3 separate regions of the Mus musculus genome follow, and all the other regions are linked to region 3. The links are chromatin loops, found by intact Hi-C in ENCODE. Cell type or tissue: gastrocnemius. All regions are shown on one strand.

Region 1 (8,000 bases), 150 kb before region 3:
ATAGTCTAAAACACTGCAATGCTTGCTTCTTTTGTCTTTTCTTCTCCCTAACTGCCACTTTTTTTAGAAGTGCTTTCTAAGATGCCTTATGTTTAGCAACATGTGACATAGATTCCCCAGCTGTGCAATTCACTCATTTGCACTTCAGCTCAAAACTACATATGTGTCCTTATTGTCAAAGGTTTCGTTGATGAGTTAACATACCTGCAGGACACTGCAAAGTCCAATTCACAACTCAACAGATTTTTCACACACTAAATGCACATTGGTAACCAACCAAAAGAAGAGTCTGACCCAGAGCCCCCAAAACTTCATCATCCCAACCCCCCAATTAGCCATAGTTTGCCCAAGGATAAAAATTACTCTGGTATGGTAGTTAATCTTGATTTTTCAACTTGGCAGGATTTAGAATCACTGTGACAGCACGCCATGTCCCCGGGTCCTGAATGGAATGTGAAGGTAAAAACATGCTGAGCACCGAATGCGTCTGTCTGTCTGTCTGTCTGTCTGTCTGTCTGTCTGCTTCCTCAGTGCTTCCTCTCCTCTCAGCTCCCCTGCTTGTCCCACCATGATAAACTGTACCCTCCTCAAACCAGCAGCCAAACTAAACCTTCTTTAAGCTGCTTTAGCCCCAGCAGTGAGAAAAGTAACTGGCAGGTCCGTCTTCCAGCAGCGCCACCTAACTCCTATGATTTTATATAAATGCAGTCACAGTGTGTGCTCTCTTTGCCCAGTTGTAGCTCTGGGATTCACTCGCATTGTTGTGATAGCTACTGTGAGGCCATTCTCATTCCAAAGTGATACTTCATACTCAGATTGCTGCCTTAGCCTCTGAAAGATATCAAAGAATTTATTAATTTTAACATAGTCCTACTAACTAATTTTTTTCATGTTATGACTCTTCCAGCAAATGTTTGTCTACTCCAAATCATGAGATTCTCTATGTTTTCTCTTAAAGTCTTTGTTTTCTGTTTTAATCTTTTATTTAATCTTTGACAGTTTCATATGCATGTACATTGATCATATACACCCCAGCAATTCTCTCCCACGCTCCCCACTCACTTGGCAGCATATCCCACTTGCATTCCCATGCCTTCTCAGTTGCCTTTATAACTCTCTTGGTCTAATTAGTGCTGCCTGCTGGAGTACTGGCTTATTGGGGGAATCTTAGGCACTGACTTCATTAGTGCAACAGCCATGTCATGACCAGAAGTCGGCATTTCACAGCAGGCCTCCCATCTTCTGGCTCTTACTCTCTCTCCAGGCATTCTTCCACCATCTTTCCTGAGCCTTGGAGTATGATATGATGTAGTTGCCCCACCTAGGCCTGAGCACACAGCAGTCACTCATTCTCAGTGCTTTGACCACTAATGTGTCTCTGCATTGACTTCTACAGTGGGAAGCTTCTCTGGCCACAGTTGAGAGCAGCACTAACCCATAGACATAAATATAAATATATACAAAACACATCAACATGTCCATTAAACAAAACAATGGTAGAAAGCTCCCCATTAAGGCCTATCATTTCCCAGACCAGAAGGTTTATTTGTTTCTGTTTTGAGACAGGGTCTCTCTGTGAAGCCCTGGCTGTCTTGGAACTCATTATGTAGACCACGCTAAACTTTAGTTCACAGAGCTTCCCCTGTCTTTGCCTCCCAAGTACTGGGACTAAAGGCATGCACCACACCTAGCCTGTCATGAGCTTTTGACCAGTGTATTATATAGATGTGAATTGTCTAGTGGAACAGCCCTTAGATTCCATCACAAGGTTTGTTATTCCCACAATCTTTCTGTTTTACTTTTCGAATTGAGATTGGTGACTCATCTAGGGTTAGATTTGGGACTGTGAGACAAAAGCCAAGATATGTTTTTATTTTGTTGTTTGTTTTCATTTTTCCTGTATGGATATCCTGTAGACCCTACACCATTTACTGAGAAATCCGTTTTTCTTTTTAAATTAATTTATTTATTTTATGTGAGTATACTGTTTCTGTCTTCAGACACACCAGAAGAGGGCATCTGATCCTGTTACAGATGGTTGTGAGCAACCATGTGGTTGCTGGGAATTGAACTCAGGTCCTCTGGAAGAGCAATCAGTGCTCTTAATCGCTGAGCCATCTCTCCAGCTCCTGAGAAGTCTTTCTTTCTACTTTGGACTGAGTGGTTTCTTTATCATTAAGCAGGTAAAAGCACCTGTGGACTCTGTTCCTTTGGTTAATTTGACTCTCCTTTATAACTTTGGCTTATTTGTGTTTCCACAAGTATTGTAGAATTATGTTGGCCCTTTCCATAAAATAATCCCAGGTATCTTGACCAGAATTGTGTTGAACTCATAACATAAATTTCTGTATCACTGACATCTTTATAATTCTAAGTCTTCCCATCCATCATCCTGGTCCCTTCTTCTACTTGCTTAGGTGGGTTTAATTCTCCTGTAGCCTCCCTCAGCCTTGAAGCAGGCTGATCCAGACTTTGACCTTGCTGCCACTAAGAAGGAAATTACCTAGGGTAGAGCCTTCTGACCTTGATGGCTCTATTTGCTCTTCTTCAAGACTCTGCTACTGCTAAAAGGTCCTTGAGATGTTCCGGAGACACACCCTGTAGATCGCCTATGGGCTGGCTCCAGGCACCAAGAATGGGCTGGTGGGGGATGGGCCTACCCTCTTTATAAGCACAGACTCTCAGTAAACTTCGGAGGGCCTTAAACAAAAAAGTGTCTTGGCCTCCATTATTTCTCTCGTTGTTCTCTCCCATACAGCTCCTGCCTCCCACTCAGGAACCCAGTTAGTGTAGCTGCAGGCAGCTACAGGCGGCTTACATTCTCCCAATAATGTTTTATACTGTTTAAAACAAAAGGCATCCGTGCATTTTATTACATTTATTCCTAGATATGGAATGGTTTTTATGTCATTACAAAGAATCTCTTATTTAATTCTCTATTTGTTGCTAGTATGGAAATATGACTAATTTTGCACATATGCCAATTATCTAAAGAGCCTGACAATTTCACATAGCAATATAGTTTGTAGATTCTTCTGGACTTTCTCCATATGTAATCATGTTATCTATGAATAATATCACTTTGTTCCCTCCCTTCCAACCATTACGCCTTTACCCACTGCATTTCATGGCTCCTTTTTAAGTCAAAAATTCCAAGTGACTGAGGTAATTTGAAATCATGATCTTATAACTCAGAACATTATCTTTTCTTCAACAATTTATCAAATTTGTAGATGTTAAATATGATTCCCATGTATCCCAGTATCTTGGAGACATTTTTAAACATGACTAAAACCAAAGCCATTGAGAATGCCCAAGAGACTTGGTTCCAAGCTGACACTCACTATTAATTTGCAACATCCCCCCACATAAGAACAAAAATCTTCATTCAAAAAAAACCTACATAAATTTCAGCTGCCATTCATTTCTCTACTAGAACATCACAATATTTCTGTCAAAGTATTCTCACATTCCATAGAGGTCATGGTTCAACAAGTATCTATCACTTTAAACAATGTGAAAAAATTTACTGCTTTCTCTGAATGAAACCTCTCCTGGCATCTTTGTGAAGACCACTTCTCCAGAACTAAGCAATCATAATATATCATTTAACAGTCTGTTCTGGAATTTAGCTAGGAGCCTATTTACTATGGATATAAGTTTTCTTTTGGAACTTTGGTGTCAACAACTTCCTCATCTCTAGTTTTCTGTTGTACTGTTTTCATACAGTAGAACATCTAACTCCAGCTCTTTTAACCATTCTGTAGCTGAGCAGGCCATATCCAACCACATCCTAACTTATATGTCAGTCAGGGTCCTGGAGGACCCAGAATCCACACCTTACTCCAGAAGAAAAGGGTGAAGGGATTTTAACAGGACTACTAGTGCAGTGTGAGCAGAACTAAGGAAACACACAGAGATGGTGAAAGCACCTGAAGAGAGTAAAAAACTGAAACAATCCTGAATCAGGCTGGGTATCAGCTGACACAGGTGGCACTGTGTAATTGAAGAAAGGGACCAATAACAAAACTGTGCACAATCTTTACGTAAATAAGAACTGATAGTGTGGTATCTTAATATGAATAAGAGTCAAGAAAGGGACTATCCAGCAAGCCTGAATGAAGCAGAGGAAGCTACTACTAGAATCCAGAGACTGTCATGTGGGGCAGCCAACCCAACATAGTCAGAGGATCAGGTATGGGAAGACAGAAGGATAAGGTACCCGAACTCACTCTCTCCATCAACGTGACCTTCTAAAATCCGGCTGATGCTTCTCATTGACTGAACCCCACTCGAAAAAGGAAGGCAGAAAGACAGACAGATAGACAGAGGTTGGCGGTAAGGGGAAGAGAGGGGGAAGGAGGGAGAAGGAGGAGGAAAGGGGGAAGAATTGAAATCTTAAAATAAGATCCAGTAATACTTGGAGCAGATTTTTGTCTTCCATCATGGGATGTGGCTGTATAAACTCTCCAGCTCATCGGCCACTCCTTCCCCACTTGCTCTGCTGTTTCCATCCATTTCTTTCGTACTGCAGTCATTTACAAGAGTCTGTATCTCATTTCAAGCAAAGCCCAGCTGATGAAGCAGTGGGTTAAGGTGCTTGCTGCCAAGCCTGATGACCCCTAGGAGCTACATCATAGAAGGTGAGGACTCCCTTATTCTCTGACCTCCAGAAGAGCATGAAGACACACATTCCCATGCATATACACTTATACAGACACATATTAGATACAATAGACAGACACACAGACAGATAGATGACGGACAGATAAATGTTTAAAAGGTCCATTCACTTTGTGTTATCTCCCTTTTGGAGACTTGGAAACCCCACCAATACATTTTGAAATAAGTCAAGTATTGTATTTTTTAACTGTTTCATAAGCTGTAAAATGGAAGATAATACCCTCCCTATGTTAGCTTCACTTCAAATGAGAATATTTCTTTTTTGATGACCAATTATTCCATTGCTAGGGTCTTTTTCATTTATTTTCCATCATTGGTAAATCATGTTTTAAAAAAACAACATCAAATTTTTAGGAGACTGAGATCTCCAGTGAAAGCCCAGTGGTTCCATTTACAAGCAAACTTCACTCCACACTTGACAATACGAATGGCACACTAAGCATGTCAACACTGAGTTCTTGACTTGTCCTTCACTGTGGAAATAGCCCTACAAGTGTAATCTCACCCTGCTTAGTCACAGACTAGGAATAGCCCATGGAGAGGTTGACCTTAGTGTGAACCTAACACTTGGATCCAGTAGCAGTAGGGTTCATCAGTCAGCTATGCTCCCTACAGCGAATTAAGGAATACGTTGTCGCACCTATCAAAACAGCATGCAGCGTTTAGAATTAGAAAAGCCTTGAGATTAGCTCGAAAAGGGAAAGTATTTGCCAATATTTGCCAGTTCACTGTTCATTTGTAATTTTTAAAAGAATCTTCAGCAAATGATCACGTGAACACTCTTTACTGGTAGATACCTGCTAGATAAAAAGCCTGGAGAAAGCTAATGGAGTAAACCTCCCACTTAATGCTGAAGGCAAATCACTCACTCCTACATCAGGACGGGAAAGCCCATTCCCAACACCCACCACTGAATGAGAAACTAAGTTGTCAAATAAAACACACAACAACTCTTTTATTAAATAAAAGTTAAAACATGTAAAGCTAAAATATTACCTAAAGAGTCATATATATAAGGTGGCACACGCCTTTAATCCCAGCATTTGGGAGGCAGAGGCAGGCAGATCTCTGAGTTCGAGGCCAGCCTGGTCTACAAAGTGAGTTCCAGGACAGCCAGAGCTACACAGAGAAACCCTGTCTCGAAAAACCAAATAATAATAATAATAATAATAATAATAATAATAATAATATCCAGGAAAGGAAGAAAATGATTAAAGCACAACCAATATCTTTCCTCGGGTAAGGAGGAAGAGGATTTAATAGAGGAAGGGTCAATGCTACTAGTTAAAGCTTATTTCTTACATTAAAACAGGTATACATTGGTATACATGGGATTGTTTTAACCGTGTACACATATACAAGTTATGGATACATTATTTGTGCTAATTCATTCATTGTATATTACACATTTATAAGAAAAATCACTTTGAGAGTAAATATAATAAAGCCTTTGACCCTTCAACCTTCCTTTTGAAATAGTTTCTATGTAGATACTATTCCTAGAAATTAAACATACTGCTGAGAATTTTGAAGATAATTGATTAAAGATGGAAAGACAAAAGAGGCCTGGGGAGCCAGCCCTAGGTTTCTGTTGTAATTTATTACTAAAATTGAACTACTTTACTCTCAGCTTAATAAAAGTTTAAGAGAAGGGAGTATGAGTGAAGCTCTGGGGATCCCAGCCCCTATGAGTCTTTTGTTTGGAACATCTGACCCTGTTCATGTCAATGAGGTATGAGCTATTGTCCATGACCCTCCTTGTACTGGACGGTAATAGACCACCCCAAGCACACTAGAGTGTATCTAATATAGGAGCTCTGATTTAAACAGTACTTTCAAGTTCAACCACATGCTTTGCTGACCTGTCGTCATTACACTTGTATATATTACCATGTGTATCTATGCACAGCCCCAGATTTGTGCTTCTTGTATTTGTGGTATTTTTGAAGATGCAGGAAGCACTAAGGTCCTTTGGAGAAATATGGGATAGAACAAAGCCTGAAAATGTCTCCTATGAATACTACTATTTTTTTTAAATGTATCTCTATGAAAAAAACTAAGATGCTCTTACTTGATGCAGGAAATAAGTATCATCACTTCTGGTTATACTAGGACCTAAATCTCTCCTCAATGTTATTCATATTTTTTTTTTCCTTTTTATGGGGGTTATCAAGGTCTTATGGTCAAAATCAATCATGCTTCCTCGCTGTCTCTCTATCTCTGTCTGCCTCTCTTATCTCTGTCTCTGTTTCTCTGTCTCTGTTTCTCTGCCTCTCTCTCTGTTTCTCTGTCTTTATCTCTCTCTCTGTCTCTCTATCTCTGCCTCTCTTATCTCTGTCTCTTATCTCTGCCTCTCTTATCTCTGTCTCTCTGTCTCTCTCTCTCTCTCTCTCCCCACGTTAAAAATCAAGCTGCCTTTTATTTTGGTGAGATGTTTAATTTGTATGCAAGAACACCTCTGTTTAATACTTTTGATCTTAGCTATTTGGAAATCCTTGCCCTGTTTCTGTCTGTGATGGAATTAGCAGCCACAGGCCTGGAGCTCTGCCTTTCTTCATCCAGTGACAAAGATGGATTGTTTTTGTTTGGGAGGGTTGTTGTTGTTGTTGCTGATGATTTATGTCAAGGTGAAGATAGAATCATTATGGAATCCAAGTTAGTAAGCAAAATAAGCTTTTTTTTTTTCCAGGATCAACTGCAACTGAAAATTAGTCTCTGTTACCTGAGCTCTGATCTTTGAGAGTGTCCTAGCTTCCCATTTTAAGACTAAAGAAAGTGAAGTTTTCTGGACATCGATTCAGATGTGAAAAGAACAGGCAGCTTCTTTATCTTATCCCAGGTCCTTCTATCTTCCTCCTCCAAGTCACGTATACATATCCTCAAGCACAAAGAACGATACAGATCCTCTTCTGAGCATGCTCAATACAGGCTTTCCATTAGGAAGCAGAAGAGTAGTATTCAAATCTCTCTCCTCTGTGTTGTCATAACAACCAGTTGAACTCTCTGCACCTCAGCAACCACATCTATAAATTGGAACAAACATCTACCTTTGAGCCCTGTGATGAAGGTAGACAGAGAAAACCCATGCAATGGCATTTCATAACTAAGTGCTCCACACAATTTAAAGTTATTATTGTTTGATTCACAGCTTCAGTTTGGATACAAATGTTAGCAGCCTTGAGTAGAAGCCAATGGTAGAGCCAAGAGAGGACTAACATTCCAAACTGTGTCATAGGGCATCACCAGTCCCCTGAGTTCTTAATAGTTGTTACATAAAATTAAAATTTTGGGGAAAAATATTTTAGTTACTTTTCTGT
Region 2 (8,000 bases), 52 kb after region 3:
GGCATTTTATCATAGAAGCACAAAAGTAACTAAATGCAAAGATTAATGTTGGTTCTCAGCTCATTTCCTCATTTTCATTCAGCCCAGGATCCAAGCCCATGGGAAGAAATGGTTCGTTAAGTAGGTCTTCTCTCTTCAACTAAGCCTTCCCGAAAATACCACCCCAAGAGTGAATCCAGCCAGTCTCATGCCTAGGCAAAGAGATGGATACCATGCTCTGCTTACAGACTTCAAAGAACAGAAGTCAAATTCACAGAAGATCGCATAAATATGATCATGGATATTCACAGCCACGATCTTTACAGTACTCCTGTACTAATCAGCCTCCTGCTACTGTAACAAAGTGCCTGAGATAGTTGACTTAGACAAGAAACAATTTTCTTAGCTCATGGGTTTTGACACTCCAGTCTATCATCAAGTGGTCCCACTGCTTGGGAATTCTGGAGGAAGTGTCTAGAGAGAGAATAATGGAGTCAAACCTCCTTTATCATAAACCAGGAAGCAGTAGAGAGAAAAAAGAAGAGACTAGGATCTCTCAGTCCACTTCAAGAACACTTCCTCAGAGACCTAAAGGCCTCCTAGGCTATACCTCCTAAAGGATCCAACACATTCCAACAGTGCTCTGCTCAGAACCAAGCCTTTAAAACCTGGGACAGCAAGATGGCCCAGCAGGTAAAAACACTTGCTGAGCAAGCCTAGTAACCTGAGTTCCATCCCTGGGAGCCACGTAAAAAAGCCAGATGCACTGTCCATATCTAGAGTCCCACAGTCCTTGGGCAATATGGGAGGCAGAGACAGGAAAATCACTTGGAAGTTTATGGCCCAGCTACTCAGGAGTACACAGCACAGTAGCAGCAACAAGAAAGTCAATGTCTCAGAGAGGTAGGAAAAGAACTGACCCCTGAAAGTTTCCCTTTAGCCCCCACAGTCTGCCATGGCACACACTAGTCTACACATTAACACACCAACCATACACACTACCACAACAAACAATACCAGCAATAGTAATAAGATATAAGCATTTAAAAATACATGGACTTTGGTGGAGATGTTTTTCCAAATGATAGCAAGCCCCAGAATCAAAACAACCCACATTCACAATAGCAGATGAATAGATTAACAAAATATGGTACAGTCATCTAATGAATAATTTCAGCTCTAAAAAGGAGTGAAGTACTAATAGATGCCACACTGATAAGCTTTGAAAATGTCATTCTAGCTGTAAGACACCAGACACAAAAAGCCACACGTGGTATGATTTCATTCAAGTGAAATTTCCAGTACAGGCGAAATCCATACAGACAGAAATCAGACTGACACTTGCTAGGGACCAAGGGCAGTGACTGCTAATGACAATTTATTTCTTTTAAAGATAATAAATAGGATCTGAGATTAGATAGTTGCACGTGAATACACTCAAAACCATTGACTGCTTTGAAAATGAAGCTGGGGCTAAACCAGTTACTGTTAGTAAGGTACATGCTGGGGTTAAACCAGTTACTGTTAGTAAGGTACATGCTGGGGTTAAACCAGTTACTGTTAGTAAGGTACATGCTGGGGTTAAACCAGTTACTGTTAGTAAGGTACATGCTGGGGTTAAACCAGTTGCTGTTAGTAAGGTACATGCTGGGGTTAAACCAGTTACTGTTAGTAAGGTACATGCTGGGGTTAAACCAGTTGCTGTTAGTAAGGTACATGCTGGGGTTAAACCAGTTGCTGTTAGTAAGGTACATGCCTTAGAAGCACAAGGACCTAAGCTGGATCCCCAGGTTCTACATTTAAGAAAACAAACCTGAACACAGTGGTGCACACACTTGCAATGCCAGTACTGATGAGGTTAAGAAGGGCTAAGGCTCACTTGCCAGGCAAGCTATGCAACCTATTTGGAGAGAGCAGTGAGAGACCATGTCTCCCCCCCCAAAAAAAGATTATCAGAGATTGGGGAATGACATTTGAGGTTGCCCCTTGGTCTCCTCTCATAGCTGTGCATGTATACAAACACACACACACACACAAACAGAAAGAGAGAGAGATTGGTGAAACATGAACTTTGTCTCAATTAATTTATTATTTAAGAGTGTTCTAAGGACCCCCTTGTTGGATATTGTTTTAGAAACAGTCTGAACACCTCTTAGCAAGCCCTGGGATTGGTCTAGCCCTTCTCAATCAAATGTAGCATACTTATCCCCTGCTGGGCTGTTTTAGAGCCTCCATGTGTACACATGGGAAATTCCCATCTGGCAACTTTATACTTGGTTCTATTTCCAGGCTCTTACTAAAAGTAACCATGATGCTCACGATGTCCACAACACCCTCCTTACAGAACAGTCACCTTTCAAAACCTCTAGCAGAGGTATAAATCCCTCTCCACATGGCTACAGAGACTACCACTGTCTATTCAAAAGCCAAGGACACTACAGTGCTTTGTGATCCCAGAAACACAGGAAAACATATTCACTGAATAACATTAGGCAGGTCTACCGCACTCTAGTGGGTGGCCTTATACCCAGGAGTGAATGAACAGTACAAATCAGATTCTATGGATCATTTAAAAGAAGAAGAAGAAGAAGAAGGAAAAGAAAGAGAGAGGGGACAGAAGTTGGGGAGGGAGACAGGGTTGGTCTAGGAGGAGTTAGGGGAAAGAGTGGAGGTGATATTATCAAAACACATTTTATTAAGTTCTCAATTAATTAATAAAAGTGTTACAATAGATGTAAAAAATATCTAAACACAATATTGAGTGTATTACACAGAGCTCTGGTAGCTTAAACTCACACAGAGAAGTCATTCCTTATTTTGTTTATCTCATGGCAAATTTTTCTACCATTGACAATTACAAGCACTGTCAGAGTTGTCGGAGGACATGTTTGATTCACTCACAGCTTCAGTGAGAGTCTACTCCTTATTCATAGTAAGCTTACTTCGTTAGTAATTGTATTTTGGGGCTGGAACTGTAGCCCAGAGGTTGAGTGCTTGCCTAGCACTCAAAAGAATCCCACAGTTCTATCAATGACTACTGGTGATCAAGGAAAGAGACTAAGGGCTGGAGGTGTAAGTTAATGAGAGATAGTATACACAACGTACAGGCAAGGTCCTGGGTTTAATCCTACCACCACAAGAAAGGAGACAGAAAGAAACAAAGACTGACTGTAGATAATCATCAGTAACAACTGACCTACACATGTATGGTCAGACAGACAGACAGACACACACACACACACAAGCTCCTTCCATATCTTGTGTTGCAAAACCTATACTCTTAAGATCTCAATTTCCTCACCTTTTTTTAAAGCTTTATTTATTTTATACATGTGAGTACACTGTCACTGTCTTCAGACTCACAAGAAGAAGGCATCAGAAATCATTACAGATGATTGTGAGCCACCATGGGGTTACTGGGAATTGAACTCAGGACCTCTGGAAGAGCAGTCAGTGCTCTTAACCATTGAGTCATCTCTCCAGCCCTCCTCCCCACTTTTTGTTACTGTTATCATAGCTAACACAGAAGGAAGAAGATATTACAGCAAGATTTATATAAATATTAATAAATCCATTGTTTCTTCAAAGGGCATTTCACAATTTCAGTTTGTAGAAGTCTTACAAGATTTTTTTTTGGTCTAAATTTTAATGCTTACCACATTTCCATCAATCAACAAACAGCAAAACTGCCATTGATGTCCAGCTTGCCTCTCCCCTAAAACGAATTGCTTTCCAACTTCCTCCCAACTTGCAAACCCTCCAGAACCTCACTCAACTGGAATTTGCAACTTCACTGTATCTAGAATGACTCACTATGACACTTTTAAAGAATATGTCCAGTGCCCTGAGCCTCTTAGTCCAGGACCACCACAGACTGCAGCGTTACTTTAGGATTTTTTGACCTCCATAGGCCTCCAATCTTGTTCCAAAAGAGCACTTGTGTGTGTGTGTGGGGGGGGGGGGGGGGGGGCTACAAGTGAAAGAATACATTAAGGTGTGTGTGTGTGTGTGTGTGATGATTCCTCATCTTTCAGAGACTAAGAAAGTAAATATGAGTATCATACATGTTTAAGAAGGAAGCCTAACCCTGGGCAGAAGTCCCTCCCTTTTCAGATGAAGGAGGGTATGTCTGGAGAGGTTAAGAAACTGACAGAAAGGCATATAGCTGGTAAATAGTTAACACTGTCTGAGCTATAAGTGCCGGACCTGCAGTGACCCCCAATGCTGCTTTTACTCAGCTCTCAGACATCCTTCTTCGGTCCCATGATTTCCTATTCTGTAACCTAAGAATAATAACGGTTCTGCCCCTCTCATGGAGTGCTGAGACGACATGTGCAAATGCTCCTTAAAACCCTTGCAAATGTCAGATACTGTGTGAAGTGAAAATTATTTCAATCAAGAAATAAATGCATACCATAAAACATGGATGAGAAAACCATTCATGAGTGGGAAATACTCTGCAAATGGCTTGCCGCACTCATAATTAAGTTTTCAATTACATCTAAGTACTAAATAGAACTGAAGGGGAAATAAGATTGTCGTCCATGCATAGGGCCAAAAGAAATCAGCATGTGTCTAATGGAAATTACACAACTACATGGGGCCTAATGAAAATTGGGTTGTGTCACTAAAAGCAGGGCATTTTACTCTGCCCTTTGTCCCTTCCACTCTTGACTTTCATTCATGACGCCCTCATCAGTGATGAAGCCTTGAAGTTATCACCATAATGGAGATGATGGGGTTTCATATTCAAGAACAAAGTGAGTAGCCAGCTTTGAAGGAAGTGAGTCCAAGGAGAGGGACATTATATGCAATGATATTTAAATTGTACTCAAGTTTTAGAAAGTTCCAAGAAGCAAAAATAGGGCTGGGAGAAGCAAAGGGGCAGCCTGTAGATTCTTAAAACATTTAGCCTGCATGAAGATACCGAGAATAAAAGCCATGCAGAAAAACAGAAGTGAAAAAACCCAGAGGCACAGGAGGAAGAGTTCACTAGCACACAAAGGGCTGGGTTCTACAGTGGCATTTCCTTACATATGGGTAATTATGTTTTGTTCTAATTTGTCCCCAGTACCTTCCTTCCTAGATAGTCTTCCCTTCTGCCTTATTATCCCAGAGATCCATCACCCTCTTCACCTCTTACCTCCCTCAAGATCTCTCCATTCTCTCTCATGACACACATACACACATTCACACACATGCACATACAGACACACACACATACGCACACACACATACACACATGCACACACATCTATATATAAATCCAAGCCTAGGATATGCATAGAAGAGAAAACATGAAGTATCTGTCATCTGAATCTGATTTATTTCACTTCACATGATGATCTCCAGTTCTACATAACCCTAAAAAAATTAACATTTTTCTACATGCCTGCATAAAATTCCACTGTGTGTATACAACATTTTCTTTATCTGTTTGTCTGTTGATAGACATCTAGGCTGGTTTTCTGGTCATTGTGTGGCAATAAACAGGTATGTGCAAGTATTTCTGTAATATGTTGACTTAGAGTCCTATGGGTGTATACTCAGGTATAGCATAGCTAGAATTACTAAGAAGTTTTTCTTAACTTGAGCACCAAAAGATACTCCCCCACATCATGTGGCAAACTTTATTTAGCAGCTCCCTCTATGGAGGGAGGCATGGTTATTTATTACTACTACCTCCTGATACAGATACCCGGAAATTCCTAAATGGGTCAGCTAAACTAGATCATTCCATTGTGGAACAGGAATGTCTGACTCAGCATTTCTTGGCTGCTTCCTCCAGTCAGTAGGGAAGAGTAAATGGTGGTAGGAAGCCATGATCCAGCTAAGACCAAAAACTAAACACCTTCTGCTGAGAGGAGTGGGCATTAGAAAAGACTAGCAAGGTAGGTAGGGCATAGCATCAGGAGAGTAAAATAGTAGGCTGGTGTGGTGGCAGAACCAGTGGAAGAATACAGAAGAACTCTAGAGCACGTACTATATAGAAACCTAGACAGCAAGATCTGATGACTGCCGGGCTAGTGGCTGCAATCCTTGTGGACAAGGGCAGCTTGGTAACCAAGGCAAGACTTCTCTTCCAGAACTGAAGACTCGTCCAGAAATGAAAGCAGAGACTAAGGGTAGCAAAATAGGCCCAGGTACTACCCTAGAGACACAGGTTTGAGTTTGGGTCAAGGGAACAGTAAGGGGTTCATTGCTGGGAATGCAGTGCAAAATTAGAACTGGCTTACACTAACACTGCACTGAGGCTGAACAGCCAAACTGGCTGCACTCACTTCCTTTATATCTTCTTAAGCAGAAAGACATCCCCAAATCTAGAACAAAGTTAAATGGACGCAAAGCTTTAATCTTGCTGATAGGACTATGTGTTCCTATAATTCCCTATGATATATCTTATTATAGTCACTTACTCATTAATTTAACCAATATATAAATTTATATAAGTATATAAATTTAACCTTGCTGTGTTTCAGGCATTGTCCATATCCCTAAATATCAATACTTACAATGATCCTATGAGGTTGGCACAATGACAATCACCACTTTACAAATAAGTACACTGTGTCCAGAGCCTTTAAATAACTTATCCATGTCACACAGCTGGCAAGGGACAAGCCAGAACATGAATCCAAACATTCAGACTCAAAGTTCCTATTTCTAAATACTGCCCACCATGTCACTGCCTTTATTGTGCTTTATCTGTATTTCTGTTCCTCCCTAGAGTCAAAGACTTGAGTCATCTTTGAATGCCCAGGGCCAAGTGCAATACCTAACACGTAGAGAACATCAATATAATAAATGCCCAACATGTTAATGAGTGTGTGCCTGCCATAATGAATATACAAATAGCAGGGCTACAGGGTCCATCAGAGAAGCAACAAGGGAATACTGGATTTGGGTAGCAAGGTCTGATTGACAGTACAACAAAAAGCACTCAATACTCAAGGCAAGGAGCACCTGTGTGGTGATTTGAATAAGATGCCCCCCCCCAGGCTCATATGTTTAATTGTTTAAGGAGTGACACTCTTGCAAAAGATTAAGAGGTATGACATTGTTGGAGTGGGTGTAGCCTTGTTGGAGGAAGTGTGTCACTGGGGGTGGGCTTTGAGATTTTTAGAAGCCCAAGTCAGGCCCATAGGTTCTCACTCTTCCTGCTGCCTGTAGATCCAGATGTAGAAATGTCAGCTTCTCCAGCACTATGTCTGCCTGTATACTGCCACACTCCCTGCCATGGGAATAACAGATGAAACCCTCTGAAATTGTAAGCCAGCCCCCAGTTTCATATTTTTCTTTCTCAGAGTTGCTGTGGTCATGGTATTTCTTCACAGCAACAGAACACTGACTAAGACATCCTGGTAGAACTGCAAAAGGAGGTGCTAGGCTATGGCTCATAGCAGGAGCTGTGGGTGAGTAACTTTAAAAAGTAGCTAAGGTCAGAGGGGACTGAGACACAGGAAATATTTGTACAATGAATGCTCTGCTACTTATAAATGTCCCATACCCCACATCCCACTTGCTCCATGGCATTTTATGTCCTGCCTCTCAGCTGAGAGAATATATAGACTTAGTTGCACATGGAAAGTGCCTATTCTCCAGACCATTGACAACCATTCTACATGATTGGCACACACCCATCTCTGGATAAGAGTCAGCTATAATAAGCACAGCTCATATTCAAAACATTCAAAGGACAGAGTGTTAGTAAGCCCAGACCTGATCTCCCTTATAGCATGCAACCAGAAAAGTCATTTCTGAGAAAAACTTTCATAAATGTTTGAACATTTGATGGTCCCTCTGTTGTATTGTGTACAAATATGGATGAACCTAGGAATTGAGATGGACAGATAACCCATCCCCGAGTTTATCACTGTCTTGCAAGTCCTTCTCCAACCAGAAGTTTAGTAATAGGTGGCATTGTCTGTAATTTCAAGAGAAGGAGAAAAAAATGGCTACTATGGATTGAACTTAGCTGTGGATCTTATTCAAAGTACCTTGTACTCATTCCCTAATTGAAC
Region 3 (8,000 bases):
AAATTAATTAATTTTTAAAAGCCTGCTCAGATTCCTCAGTGGATTCCTTTTATTCATATTAGAAGTCAAGTTCTTGTAGTAATCTATAGGGACTACCATAATGCTCCCCACCCCTGTACCATCACCTAGGATACCTTCTTGGTTCCCTTGGATGCAGACCACAATGGTCCTCTTGTTGCTTTTGAACAATATGCTGCCCCCCTTGGTTCCTTACTTCTGATGCCCTTCAACCTAGAATATATTTCACACACACATGCACACATGCAGACACATGTACAGAGGCACTCACGTGTGCACACACACACATGCACACACATACTCGCACACAGGCATGCCGAACACACACACGCAGAACGCACCAGTTTCCTGTTCAAATGCCGTTATCAGAAGTCCTTCTCTAACTACTCATTATGAACTAATCCCATTTCCCCCCTCACCATTCTCCTCCCTTCCTCTTTGACATCTTATACACTAATTTGTGTTCGTATCACCTGTGCCTCCTACTAAGCTTTAAGTGAATGACAACAGGAATTTATCTGTCTTTATGTTTTATTCTCAGAAACTAGAATAAACTTGGTTCACAATATAAGCTTAAAAAACACTTGAATACTTGAGTAAGGCAGCTCTGCCCTCATCTTACTTGCATGGAAGCCTTAGCATGGGCTCACTTGATGAAACGTGTGGGTTTTGTTATTCCTTTTCTTTCTAGTCTATTCCTCAAAGCTACTCAGGATTTACATCTGCCTATGAGATTAGGAATCTTGAAGAGCATAAATTCTGTAGATTTTAAAGAGATCCATTTTAGTTATTTTCTGTGCTAGAGGAAAACAAGGAAATGTCCAGCCTAGTTCCTGAATTACTGTGCATAAGAAAAAGATAAAGATGCCTCTTCTCACTGCAACCACTGCACATGTCTGGATAATATGCTGCACTTTATTTTTTTTTTTTGAGACAGTCTTTCTCTGTGTAGCCCTGCCTGTCCTGGAACTCACTCTGTAGACCAGGCTGGCCTGGAACTCAGAAATCCACCTGCCTCTGCCTCCTAAGTGCTGGGATTAAAGGCGTGCGCCACTGCTGCCTGGCTATGATGCATTTCTTTAACTGTTAGGGAGCACCCTGATCTCTCAGTACCAAACAGGTGCCAGCTCTTAAGTACATGTATTGAACACTGTTTTCTGCACATCTTCTAAATCATCAAACTATGAGGATTGGCTGGAGTTCTTGGCCAAGTCTGGGTACCACTCACTAGAACAGCAACCTAGCATTATTATTCCACAAAGAAGAGAGTAAAATCATCTTTCAAATGCTACTGTAGGGCCATTGGTTGGGCAAGCAACTTCAGATGTATTTCTGCATTTCTTTTTCATTCTGCCCTTCTTTTTATTGTGATTTGTATTTCTTCTATCTTTCAAAGTGCTGGAGATGCGGATAAAAGATGCATTAACACGGGGAGGCAGTATAGCGCAGTGGTTAAAAGTGCAGGTTTGGAGTCTCATGGAGCTATAGCCTTTAATAGCTGCTGGGGATAACAGTGAGTTATTACACCCTAAACAGTATGGCATGGCATCCTCACTTGTTAACAAAATAAAATGAGTCTATGTACTGTTACAGGGAAGTACATTGATTCACTTTGCAATGAATAAAACAGCAGGCCGACAACAAAGAAATACTGAAACACATGAACACACCATTCCATGAATCTATAGACAAGGCAAAGGGGATACACGCCTTCACCTTGTCCTCAAACCTAGACTTATCTCTGAAAGACAGGCATGTGCTATGTATGCTCTTGCTGGAATTACTTCTATGAACATCATTAGATGTTTCATTAAGCAGAGATGGTGGTGTCATTTTGATGTCTTTAAGCTTTTTTATTTGTATCACCAATAATACAGAACTGAAGAGTGCTGCGAACTCAGAATATGGACAACCTCTAACAGGAAGCTATGTGCTGTAATGGAAGACCTAGCACCTAGAGAGAAATCATTATCTGAGGATACAGAGGAGTCACCATGCAGAGGCTGGGAAAGAGAAAGCTTAGCCTAAGGATGGGTCCTGCATCCCAGAGGCAATGGTCAAAAGTGAGCAGTCAAAGAAACTCAGAGCAGCTCCGTTAGAGAATTACACAATCTTGGAAATTCCCGTTGGCTGGTGTTTTCAATGCCTTAGAACGCCCCATACTGAAGACAATGGCACTGATGCTTGACATTGCTAAGTGTCCCTGAGCCCTCTACCTCTTTTTCAATTTATGGCACCACTGTTTTCTTTCCTCTGAAGGTTGATGTCAGAAACCAAGAATAACTCCAGGTTTCTTAAACATGCTTTGTTTCATAAATTTTAGAAAAAAATAAATAAATGTGGGTTTCCTGTCTCTTTCAATCAAATTCATTCAAAATAACAGCACTTGCCAGGACCGGAGGTTGTGGGGAAGGAAGGAGAGTGGGTAGTAGGTACCGTTGTGAATTGTTCCCTGCAGCTGATATTTCTCCATAGCAAGTGTTCGTGCAAAACAAAAGACTGCTTTAGAGAACCAGGAGCAGACACAAAGCTGCAGAAGGCTATAGTTACGATGGTATCTTAGAGCTCAAAATCCTTGAATTTGCTTGAACCTAGCTCGGTTTCCTGGCTGTTTCATTTGTAACATAGTAATTAATATAACAATACAATGTAAAGATAATGACAAGCATAGAAACTATTATAAAACGTGTTATCTGCAGGCGTCTGTGGTTTTTTCAATCTTCCAAAGTGCTGGAAATACAGATAAAAGATGCATTAACACGGGGAGGCAGTATAGCGCAGTGGTTAAAGGTGCAGGTTTGGAGTCTCATGGAGCTATAGCCTTTAATAGCTGCTGGGGATTAGAGGTGGGAGGGTGCTTCAAGCATGTGACCACTGATTGATCAACCAGATCCAAAGCAGGCCCCACCCCCAAGAATTTTTGAACAACACAAATTGGACCTGTTTGGTTTTTTTTTATTTTATTTTTTTAAGAGAGAGAGAGAGAACACAAAGTTAGGTTCAAAGTAAGTTGGGAGTGGATCTGGGAGGAGATGGGGGAGGCATGTGACAATGATCAAAAAATGTTGAATGAATTTTCTAAGAATTAAGGGGAAACATTAAAAGTGGGTTTGACAGCAGGGTGATGCCCTAGCTTTGCCTCAGCTAATATGCAACCCGAGGCAAGTATCCAAACCTCCTTAAAGACTTGATTTCACATAGAGATGGAAACTCATCTTCTTGACAGTTAATGTAGGAGTGAAGAAAGATAATACTTAGGGGGTTTGAACAGTCTCTGGTCCGAAGTGGGCACTCACTGAATATGTGTACTTAAAGCCAACGTGAAAAATACTTGTCTCTCCTTTGGCACTTCCAGTTTCTAATCAAAAAGAGGAAAGTGTTTGGAACCAGTAGCTACGCACTCGTCAGCTCAGACTATGGAGGGAGAAAGAGCTGACTAACTGCTAAGCTTGGCTTTGCTGTTAGAGAGAAGGCTGCCGCCCAACTGTTTATTACTGGCACTGGGAGTCATCCCTTCTCTGACACGTCCCCTTTGGCACTGCAGAAAGGCAGCACACCTCAGCCAAGCCCGTCCACAGGAGAGGGGAGGATTACGTGTGAGAGTTCAGGTTGTTGCCCTTCAGGAAGCAAGAATTACGAAACGTTTATACTGTCCTGGAGCAAAGGTCCCTGGTGCTGAGAGATAGCCGTGGGGCATTGAGTCCAAAGGCTTCTGGGAAAAAAAGAAAAGAAAAGAAAAGAAAAGAAAAGAAAAGAAAAGAAAAGAAAAGAAAACTTGTTAAAATAGACAAAAATAAGCAGTGTTCCTAGCTTTAGAGCCATTTCCAGAAAAATTTTACTTAACTGACTATAATTTCCAAGCAACATCAAGAATGGCCAAAGAAAGAAGAAGAAGAAGAAGAAGAAGAAGAAGAAGAAGAAGAAGAAGAAGAAGAAGAAGAAGAAGAAGAAGAAGAGAGAGAGAGAGAGAGAGAGAGAGAGAGAGAGAGAGAGAGAGAGAGAGAGTTAGTTAGGTATTTAGGTCTGGGCCTGTGTGAATGATAATATCAAGGAGGAATTTTACAATTATAGGTTTCCTGAGACAAAGGAGCCGAAAGGTCTTCTGTGCACTAAACAGAAGTGAGCGGCACCCTCACTCACGGTGGCTTACAGACTATCTAAATCTCCCCACCAGGCAAAAGTCTGACTATATGCAAACACCAAACACGTCAGTAAATAACAGCTGTTAAACCATTTATAAAACACTCGTTAAAAGAACACAGGATGCACACACATGAAGGCATTCCCCTGTGTCCAAAGCAGCAGGCTCGCTAACGGACAGTGAGATCAGCCGGCCGAAAGCCAAGGGAAGCCCTTCATCGAGACGGAAATTATAGTGCTGTTATTGTGTCGTAATAAGCCTCTATGAAACGGAGCATTGTATTTCTGCTGAATCGTGAACAAAAAATAAATCAGGATCTGGCTCCCTTGCAGGCAAGGGGAGATGGATTGTGCTTCCTTGCATGAGATTCCCTTGGTCCCACAGAGCACACATTTTCTCATCTTTTAAAAACATTCTACCTTTCAAGGGAAGCTATCTTTGACTAAGAACTGAAAGTGCTTCTTCCGAGTGGATGTCCTTTGTTCTACCTGTTTTCAGAAGGGCAGCCCTGTGTATAAATGGCTTGCTAGTACCGCACCTCGGGGGGAGGGGAACAAACATTGGTATTACGTTCCACGGTGACACTGCTTCCTTGTGCCCTCCCCAGGAGCAGATTAATGCAGAAACCTCATCCAAACTTAGTGACCAGGACCACAAGGCATTCCTGTGTCTTCAAGACTGACTGTCGGGTGGAAAATAAGCTCATACATTAGCTGGTATGCAGAAAGTGAAGCCTGGTGCAGAAGCCTCAAGCAGTCTGTCATTCTAAAAGGTTGATTGTTAGTTGCAAAAGAGCAAATGTTTCTATCGGTCACCTTTTACATTTATAGCTTTTGATTTTATTCCTTGGGGTTGTATAAAGATACCCTTTATGTTACAGACTATCTAAAAATTTTTTCACCCTAATAAAATGCTCTTATGAGTCGAATTACCTAATCCAATTCTGTTTCCCCCATTTCAATACTCCAGACACCTCTTTTGGGTTTGAGAACATAAAAACCTAGTTTTCCTCCATCAACCTATGTTCCAAATTGATTTTATTGAGTGTGTTGGCTCCTAATCTCTATTGCCTTTTAGCTTTGTGTTGCTTTCAATCTAGTAGCTATGCTCACTAGAGCAGAAGGCAAGACATAGTCATTGACATATACATATATAAATGTGGATAACTTGTACCTTTGAAAAGATATTACTGTGTAGCTACCATTTATTAAGCATGGCAGTGGGTATCTTGTTAATGGCCTTAAAACACAAGCTCCCTCAATGTGAGCACTTTCTAAAGTAGACTATTATCTCCACTTGTAGCAGAGGGAATTGGGGCTCAGAAGAATTAAAGGATTTGTCCTGGGTTGTGAAAAGCCAAGAGTTAAATCAGAATAATTTAAAATCCATTACACAGTGCTCCTCCCAAACTCCAACTTTGTATGCCCTGGGCAAATATTACACTTATATTTCAACCACTAAGGAAAAAGAGGGAGATGGTAACTGCTAACTAGGGGGCAGAGCAAATGAGAAACTACCACAGGGTATTAAAGGACAAACAGTCCTAAGGATCCTTCAAATTGCATCACAGTCCCTGCCCTCAGAAAGCTAATAGTTTAGTCGAAAAGACACATTAAAATCAAATCAAATGAGTGCTGCAGTTCAAGTGTACCCCAAATGTTGTGTTATGGGGGCATAGGGGTAAGAAGGGGTTTTTCCCACATCTTGGCAAATAGTTGAAAAAAAAATCAGCCTTGCCTACATTACTGTTACCAGCACAGTTAGTTTCTTCTGCTCATAAGAACATCTGGCATATGTTTGCCAGAATTAAGACACCATTACATTGATTTTGAAAATGTGGAGACTTTCAAGCAGTCTACTGAAAAACCCGCTTCTATGCTCCCAAGTGTCAGCAGTGGTCAACATGGCTCTTTTCCCTCTTTGTTTCAGGGATCAGATTTCTCCAATCCTTCTACTTTATGGGTGAGCTCCCGAGGAAAAGAGGCCTGCAGGCCTCGCACAACACCAAGATAGAAACGATTTAATATCTGCTAGCCGAGGATTAATTAAAGTCCCAGTTTGCATATACACATTGGGCTGCTTCTGTGGCTGTTAAACAAAACTTGGTATTTATTAAGCAAAGTTTCCATTGCAGATGCCTGAGCGAAAAGGCAAAATTACGAAAAGGTATAATATTGTCTACATTTAAAATTACATATATGTGTATTATATATAAACAAAAATTTACACGTAGCATGCATAAGATACATAGAAAGTATGTTTGCTGAAATGTTAGCTTTAGCGGGGAAAATCGGGATTAAATTTGTTTTTAATATTTTTCTATATTATTTAAATTTTCAAAAGAGAAAAACAAGATGACCATCTTGTCTGGGGAAGAGAACAGCAAGCACCTTTCAGGAATACATATTACAAACCATTTTCCAGAAAGAATATTTCAAAATACATTTCTACTGAAGTATTAATACCTTCACTTCCTTTGAACAAAGTGACTCTTGTATCAGGAACTAATTTTGAATGGTAGATTTATCATCATTAGAAAAATTACATCGCATTAAAAATTATGGATATGAGATTAGATTTAGCTCACTTGTTCTTCAGTGCAGTTGTTTTTGTTTGTTTTGTTTCATGTTTTGTCTTGTTTTTTTAAAGACATATCTTCCAGCTGGCAAATAATATATTCTGGCAGAGAAAAATGTTGACCTGTGCCTTGTATTAGGGTCTACTCTAAAACCAACAAGCAATAAGATGTTATTAACTTTGAAGCCTTTCAAAGGAGCTTGGGCAGACATTTAGCCCGGACTCATGCCCACCATGCACCCTAGCTCCTAGAGGAAGCAGGCTTTTATCCCTTTCTTCCGTGTTACCAGTGATGCTGAGTGAACACACTAGATGACCAGAGCGTCCTGAGTGCCTTCCCATTGCGCATGAATTATAATCAGACCTCCAACACTCCTTCAACTACAGGAATAGGTCGTACAGACTTAATAACATACAGAAATAAAGTGCCCTGGCATTCTGTTTCCTGGTGTAAAAGCTCTGTCTCTTCCGTGGCTGACATTCTAAGCCTACTGGCATTTCGAGGGAGGACACACATGTGCTCTTGAAGGTTTAAAGGCTATGTGGTTCTGAACAGATCACATTTCAGAGTAGAATTACTCCACTCTGGTAGTCAACTGACTATGTTGGGAGCATGTGTTCTTGCTACATTCCTGCCATTACTAAACATTTATCAGTGTCTAAAACGTGAGTAAGCAAATCTAATCTAACATATATCCTATACCAAGTGCACAGTTCTGATGAAAACATACATGACTCAGTAATAAGAGGTAGGAAAACTATCAATAGCAGGAGGATGAAAGAGAAGACTGGCTCTGCAGTTACTGCTGCTGTTTTAATTTAAAGTGTTGCTAGAGAGATGGCTCAGCAGTTAACAGTACTTACTTGTGTTATTGAGGACCTGAGTTTAGTATCAGTACCTACGCTGGCCATAACTCCAGGTTGGGGCTCTGACTTCTTCAGACACACGCACACACATAGCATATGTTCAAACTGATAAACACATACACATAGATCACAATAAAAATAAATCTTAAGAAAAAACAAAAACAAACAAACAAAAAAAAAAAAAAAACAAAGCCAGGCATGGTAGCACATGCCTTTAATCCCAGCACTTGGAAGGCAGAGGCAGGCAAATTTCTGAGTTGAAGGCCAGCCTGGTCCACAGAGTGAGTTCCAGGACAGCCAGGGCTACACAGAGAAACCCTGTCTCGAAAAAGCAACAACAACAACAACAAACCAGAAAGTATAGAAAAGAAAACTTAATTTTTTTAATGAATTGAGG

Evidence for each region. Hi-C counts contacts between places; a loop is a spot of excess contacts. Peaks named below come from ENCODE experiments on the same cell type or tissue, not always from the same donor. Only the 100,000 strongest peaks of a DNase experiment are listed, where the experiment ranks them.
Region 1: a loop joins it to region 3, with 2.4 times the contacts of the local background. A loop is called at or near these places in 3 of 42 quality-filtered maps.
Region 2: a loop joins it to region 3, with 2.3 times the contacts of the local background. A loop is called at or near these places in 4 of 42 quality-filtered maps.

Annotation. Positions count from the first base shown.
Region 1 is chr1:60,813,289-60,821,288 of GRCm38, reverse strand. No RefSeq gene overlaps it. Among named protein-coding and RNA genes, the nearest start is that of 2310016D23Rik, 39 kb to the right of the region's middle. In gastrocnemius, no CTCF peak of the experiment used is centred here; no DNase peak of the experiment used is centred here; H3K27ac peaks cover 3,611 bases.
Region 2 is chr1:60,612,851-60,620,850 of GRCm38, reverse strand. No RefSeq gene overlaps it. Among named protein-coding and RNA genes, the nearest start is that of Gm38388, 17 kb to the right of the region's middle. In gastrocnemius, no CTCF peak of the experiment used is centred here; no DNase peak of the experiment used is centred here; H3K27ac peaks cover 3,946 bases.
Region 3 is chr1:60,664,797-60,672,796 of GRCm38, reverse strand. No RefSeq gene overlaps it. Among named protein-coding and RNA genes, the nearest start is that of Gm38388, 69 kb to the right of the region's middle. In gastrocnemius, no CTCF peak of the experiment used is centred here; DNase peaks (open chromatin) are centred at 3,554, 4,359 and 4,714; H3K4me3 peaks cover 1,640 bases; H3K27ac peaks cover 4,788 bases.